Linked DNA regions of Homo sapiens: region 2 is linked to region 1. The links are chromatin loops, found by intact Hi-C in ENCODE. Cell type or tissue: OCI-LY7. All regions are shown on one strand. Links, peaks and the distances in the headings refer to the core of each region. The heading gives the core; the rest is flanking DNA.

Evidence for each region. A loop is a pair of places that touch in the nucleus more often than their neighbours do. Peaks named below come from ENCODE experiments on the same cell type or tissue, not always from the same donor. Only the 100,000 strongest peaks of a DNase experiment are listed, where the experiment ranks them.
Region 2: a loop joins it to region 1, with 4 times the contacts of the local background. A loop is called at or near these places in 1 of 110 quality-filtered maps.

Annotation. Positions count from the first base shown.
Region 1 is chr16:49,463,377-49,466,280 of GRCh38, reverse strand. LINC02179 (long intergenic non-protein coding RNA 2179) reads right to left here and starts at 175. Exons shown (of 2, transcript XR_243442.1): 1 at 1-175. RefSeq lists an enhancer at 1,004-1,505. In OCI-LY7, for the core only: CTCF peaks have their summits at 1,076 and 1,286 (motif pointing left); DNase peaks (open chromatin) are centred at 1,320 and 2,460; H3K4me3 peaks cover 1,162 bases; H3K27ac peaks cover 1,193 bases.
Region 2 is chr16:49,398,502-49,401,405 of GRCh38, reverse strand. It overlaps C16orf78 (chromosome 16 open reading frame 78), which reads right to left. Exons shown (of 5, transcript NM_144602.4): 5 at 1,975-2,275. The coding sequence ends at 2,128. All of the region lies in intron 7 of LOC105371244 (a long non-coding RNA gene), which reads left to right. Among named protein-coding and RNA genes, the nearest start is that of C16orf78, 26 kb to the right of the region's middle. In OCI-LY7, for the core only: no CTCF peak of the experiment used is centred there; a DNase peak (open chromatin) is centred at 1,595; H3K4me3 peaks cover 1,482 bases; H3K27ac peaks cover 1,714 bases.

The DNA of each region.
Region 1 (2,904 bases), core at 85-2,584:
CCCAAATCCCATGATCAGTCCTACTAACATCCCCTCCCCGAGACATCCAGGGGTGCGCATTCCCCTCCAGTGCAGTGACTCAAAAAGCCAACTTTGTTCAACCGAAAGGTGTGTTCCTGGTAGCCTTTGGCCGGAGGGCATTGCATGATCCTGCAAAAGAGATGTTATTGTTCTTATGTCACGGGCAAGGGAACAGGGGTTCAGAGAGGTTATGAAGTTGCCTAACGTCACAAAGCAGGGAGGTGGCGAAGCTAGGGTCCTCAGAGCTCTTCCCATGAAAACTCATTCACATTTGTCCTTTCTTGTTTTACTTTACTATGTGTCTGTGTGTGTATTGTGTAGTCATCAGTGCTGTTTGGGATGCAAATGACAGAACTCAAACCAGCTCAAACAAAAACAGGGTTTGGCTCAAAGGCCCTGTGGTGACTGGCGGAGGCTGAAAGCAGGACTGTGTTGATCTCAAGAACAAGAGTTAGGCGCGCAGACCCTGTTGGAAGTCTCTCTATCTCCTGCCCTTGCTCCTCTCTCTCTGATGATCAGACTTTTCTACTTCTTAGTTGATGCAGCAGAAAACACCCGCTGCCAACAACCCGCAGTTCAGCTCCCAACCTCTCAACACAGATTGGAGTGAAGAACCCCGATTGTCCTCCCTGGGGTGCTGCACACCCCTGAACTATCCCCTGAGGTTGGGAGGTGGGGCTCCTGGCCGATGTGGGCTCTTCCAGTAATTGCACGTAAAATGGAGCTAAGAGCTGGGGACTCCCTGAAGAGGGGAGAGGAGTTTCTCGGCTGCCGTGTGCACAGCCGCCTGCAGCGGGACCCTCGTGCTGCTGTCTGGCGCCTCTGCTCCTTGTAGGTGGATCCCAGCTCTCCCCACCTCACACAGCCGGGTGCAGGGAAGCGCACAGAGGCCGCCGGGGCCCTCACATCCCGGAGATTTTTTCTTCTAACAAGGCCCAGTTGTGAGGTGGCCATCATCGTTAAGGGACCAGCCACAGCCCCGCCGGTCGCCACTCCTGGGTCCGGCCTCACCTCCCCCGCAACCCAGGGTCTCCGGGGTCTGGCTCAGCCTACGGTGTCAGAACCCGGGACAACAGTGCGGGCCCAGACCAGACTCCCAGCCCGCAGCCGAGGGAACCCCGCGCTCAGGCTGCCCCGGGGCTTTTCAGCCCTCTCCGCCTCCCCGCAGCCCATGCCCACCTCGCCCGCGCCCACCTCGCTGGCAGCCCTCACCCTCACCCTCACCGGGCGCTCGTCACAGCGCCCCCTACTGGGCCCCGGGGCCTCTCAGCGTTTCCGGCGCTCTTCACCTGACTGTGTCTCATTCCCCCCTCTTTTCTGAACACTCTATGTGCTTCAGCAATGAACTGACAAGTGTGTGGGTGTGTCCCTGTGAGAGTCCCTGCCTGTGTCCCTGTGTGGCTCTGTGTGTCCTGCTCTGTGTATTTGCTCTTCCTTTCTTCCCCTCCCCGTTTTAGGCGTTTCTCCGCCCTTCTTGCTCCACTCCACACCAGAATCTTTGCTCCTATGCGAGGTGAGTGGGGTGGGAGTTCGGGGTCCCAAGCATTTGGCCCTGTGGACCAAATGGGGCAGGTGAACCTTCTTTGCTTGGCTCAGGTTGAGAGGGTGATTTGTTTTGTGCCACTCAGGGCAAACTCTCGACACCCCAAAATAGACAGGTCTGAAAGAGAACTCAGGGATCCTTTTACCCAGCCCCTCATTTCTTTGTACTAAATGGATCTACTGTATGGCTCAACGCTATTATCACGGTCCCTACAAAGCCCGATTATTAGAATTATTGTGTAGGTTGAACCATATGAAATTGCCTATATTTGACCGTTTTTCATCCACAAGAAAGTCAGTTTCACCTGGTTCAATAGAATGCTAATTTTTAATTATATGACACCTGCCACACCCCATCCAATCCCAGGGCCAGAGCATTCCCAGGGACTTACCCTACTTATGTGCCAGCCCCCACCCCCACCTTCTACAGAATGGAAAACCAAGGCACAGGGAGGTCAGGGGATCTCCCAGGCTGCACAGGCAGTGACAGAGGGCTGAGATCCTGCTGGCCTGTCCCCTAGGATTGAGGTTCGTTGCCTGGAACTTTCCCCTTGACTTCTAAATCTTTTTTTTTTTTTTTTTTTCCTTTTTTGAGATGGAGTCTCATTCTGTCACCCAGGCTGGAGTGCAATGGCACGATCTTGGCTCACTGCAACCTCCACCTCCTGGGTTCAAGCGATTCTCCTGCCTTGGACTCCCGAGTAGCTGGGGTTATAGGTGCCCACCACCACATTCAGCTGATTTTTTCCCTTTCTAGAACTCATCTGCTCATCTGTTGCAAGCTACCCTGTTAGCCAGAATTAACACACATTTCCTTTCAGAAAATACTGCAAGGACATCTCCACAGCCAGACACAGAGCATCAAGACTGAACAAACCGGATGTGGTTCCCACCCGCAATCTTGTCAGGGCAGACAGAAAGCCAGGTGTGCCATGAAATGCATGCGTTACCTTGGTGACATTCAGAGAAGAAGGGGAGGGGGCCCCCTTGGGGAGCATGGCCAGGGAAGGCCTCTCTGAGGGGATGACATTGCAGCCACCATCTCCCTGCAGGTCCCTTAGCAGCCCTCCCTCGCCTTTTTGAATCTTGTACTTTTGAGCCATCCTGACCTCTTGGCCCTTTCGTCAGCCTTGGGTCCGGAGGTTTTAATGACGAGGTTAACAACTCTCTTGTAACTGGAGCATTGAAATCCCTGAATGAAAGCAGCTCAAAGGTTTAGTGAGGCCCACATGCTCTGCACTCTCCCCCTACCTTGCCATCCCTCCCTCCTGCCAGTTAATGTACCACTTTTTTTTTTTAATGGGAGAAGTACGATTTTTGGCATATATGTTCCTGGCTTTT
Region 2 (2,904 bases), core at 108-2,607, 65 kb after region 1:
TTTTTAAAAGGGACACACTAAGGATACTGCAGAGATAATCAAACTGAATTATATCACAGAAAACTGTGGAAAAAACAAGTCTGAAGATGAAATGGCTAAATGGTCACTGTCACATTACATCGCTATGGTTAATATATCTGACATTTAACTTTTTAGGGCCATTTTATCTGTTGTTTAATTTGTTCCTCATCACTAGTCCTGCCTGAATGTGAATATTTACCAGGCAATGAAGGCTAGGGCCATCAATGCAGGATAGAGGTTGGCGGTGCTCTCCCTAGCTGCCGAGTCTGTGATACTGAAGTGAAGGCCTCTGAGGATGCTTTCAGATTTGATTTTGGTTGAGTTAATATTGACGAAGTGCCTGACACTTGTGATGCTCAGAAAATTTGTTTCCTTTCACCTTTTTGAAGCACTGTTTCTACCCAAGGGACTGGTATTTGCTGGAGAGAGGGAGTATCGCTTAACCCTTTGCAGCTGTTTCCTTGGATTCTGGCTTGGGTCTCACTGTAGTTCGGTCTAAACATCGCTTGCTGGATCCCGAGTGTCCTGCTTAGTAGCTGTGTGACTTTAGGCAAGCTACATGGGCTCATACTTCTCTGGCCTGCCCGCTCCTTGGAGGGGTGTTGTATTCCTTAGTGGTGACTGCAACCCTAGGGTGGGCTGGCGTGGGGTAGGGGAGGGTGGGTCCGGCAGCCCCCAGGGCCTCTCTCTGAGCCCCAGTGGCAATGACTTTCAGTGGAGAGACCTACTTACCTTCAAGAGACTACTTTAGAACCTCAGGGTAGGATATGGAAATTTAAAAGTACATGGAAGGAAAATCCCTGCTATTTTAGTATACGGAGTCAGGGAGTAAAACCTGCTCACAAGACAGACTGGAGTAGTGGCTGCCCAGCCGAGATTCTGTACCGGAGTATCTCTGGGGTGTGGCCTAGCTCTTGGAGGCCCAGAGATCATTAGATGTTTAGGTTTGCCATGAGCAGATGTGGATTTGGTATTAGCAGCTTTTCCAAGGGGATTGACGTGCCTAGTTTTGGGGATCCCTCTCAGAAAAGCAGCGGCTGGAAAATCAGCTCCTCGTCTACCCCAGTGAACTACGAAACAGCCCACATTTGTATGGAGTTCTTGGCTGTCACTGACTGTGCTCCCTGCTTCACATGCAAGCTCTCATGTGCTCTTCACAGCACTCCTGCTCAGCACATACTGTCATTAAACCCATTCTACAGGCGAGGAAACAGAGGCACAGAAAGGTAAAGTAACTTTCCTAAAGTCACACAGCTATTAAGTAGGACACGTGGGATTCAGACTTGCTTGAAACACTTGCAGGGACTGGAAGGGCCTGAGTTTGTGACCTTGGTTGGCCAGCATACCCAGATGGGAAGGCTGTGTCTCAAAAAATTCCTGCAGGATTGGCCACAGTCATGCAAGAAAGCAGGGCAGGAGACTTGGGGAAGATACTGTTTTCATCTCAACCCTGCCGTTTCTCATCTATGTAACTCTGAGCAAGTTTCTTGCCCTCTGTGGCTTCTTTTATTCAAATGAATAAGGTCCTGGACTTGCTGATGTTGAGGCACCTACCAGCTCTGAAAGGTTTCAGGTCCCCTTTTGGGGTCTGTGGTTGTAAGCACACAAAGGTCTCCTTCCTTGCCTCCATATGTTGATAGCATTTCCCTCTCTCACTGCCCCAATCAGTCCCCCACTCTGCACACAAGGAAGCCAAGTCCCCACAAAGCCAAGTCGTGCCATGGGCGTGGGGCATGTGTGTGTGTTCTCAACCAGCCCCTTTACACTTCGTGCTTTCTAATGTCCCTCTGAGGACCCTGGACCCCTCCCACTTTTTTTTTTTTTTTTTTTACTCCTAAGCCTTCCTTCCTAAGAAGCCCTTTCTAAGGACTCTTCTTTTGGTCAGGAGAAAAACCAGTTTCTCCTATGCTGGTTCTGACTCGGATGTCAAGGACCAGTCTTACGGAAGCACAATGATCACACAGCCGAGGCTTGTTTTCTGATTGCTTACTTTCTAAAGGGATGCACTAAGTTGGAAGGACCACTTGTAGTGTGCCAGAGGATGGCATCTGGAGGTGAAGGGTCCCATGACAGAAGGAGCCTGAAGGTGGTGGCGAGAGGAGCTATTTAGAGGGCCATGCTGGGTATTCCGGTGAACACCTTTTTAGCATCTATGTCCTCTTCGACCATGTGGGGGTGGATATCCACATTCATTCCTGCATCCTTGCACAACTTGAGCAAGGTCCGAATGTTCTCCTTGGATAACCTCAGGTATCTGTTCAAGAGAAGGCAAAAGAGGTCAGTTGAAGGTGGAGTCACAGCAGCTTCTAACTTTATTGAAAAGAGCTTAGATTTGAGCAGCAGTAAGTGTGGGTGCTCTGCAAGGGGCTGTCTCTCCCAGTCATCCATGGAGCTGATAGAGACCTTATAAGACAGTGGGACACCCCACAAAGGCGGCGGGAGTTTGCGTTTGTGTAACTCTTTTGGCAGTCGGTTGACTCCAGAGAAAAAACATTCATTATCTTTGACTCAGTAACCCCACTCAGGTCCTCGATATATCCCAAGAAGAGGAGTCAATGGAAAGAAAAGCTATATAAATAAAAGATGTTCATTTTGGGATTGTCAACAACAGGAAAATGAGTAAATCCACCAACAGAGAATTGGTCAATCTGATAATGGACTACCTCATGTCAAGGATCTTAATTAAAAGGCCACAGTTAGAATGGCATTAGGAAGAAGATGGTGCCACGTGGCTGTGACAATACCAAGTGGGGAGAAAAGACAGAATGTGAATTGTTACGTGATTTGTCACTGTCATGCGCACATACACTGAGAGAGGTCATGGGCCGGGAAAGATACAGACAGTGGAAATAATCGCTGAGCAATGTTGCAGGCATAGCGGTG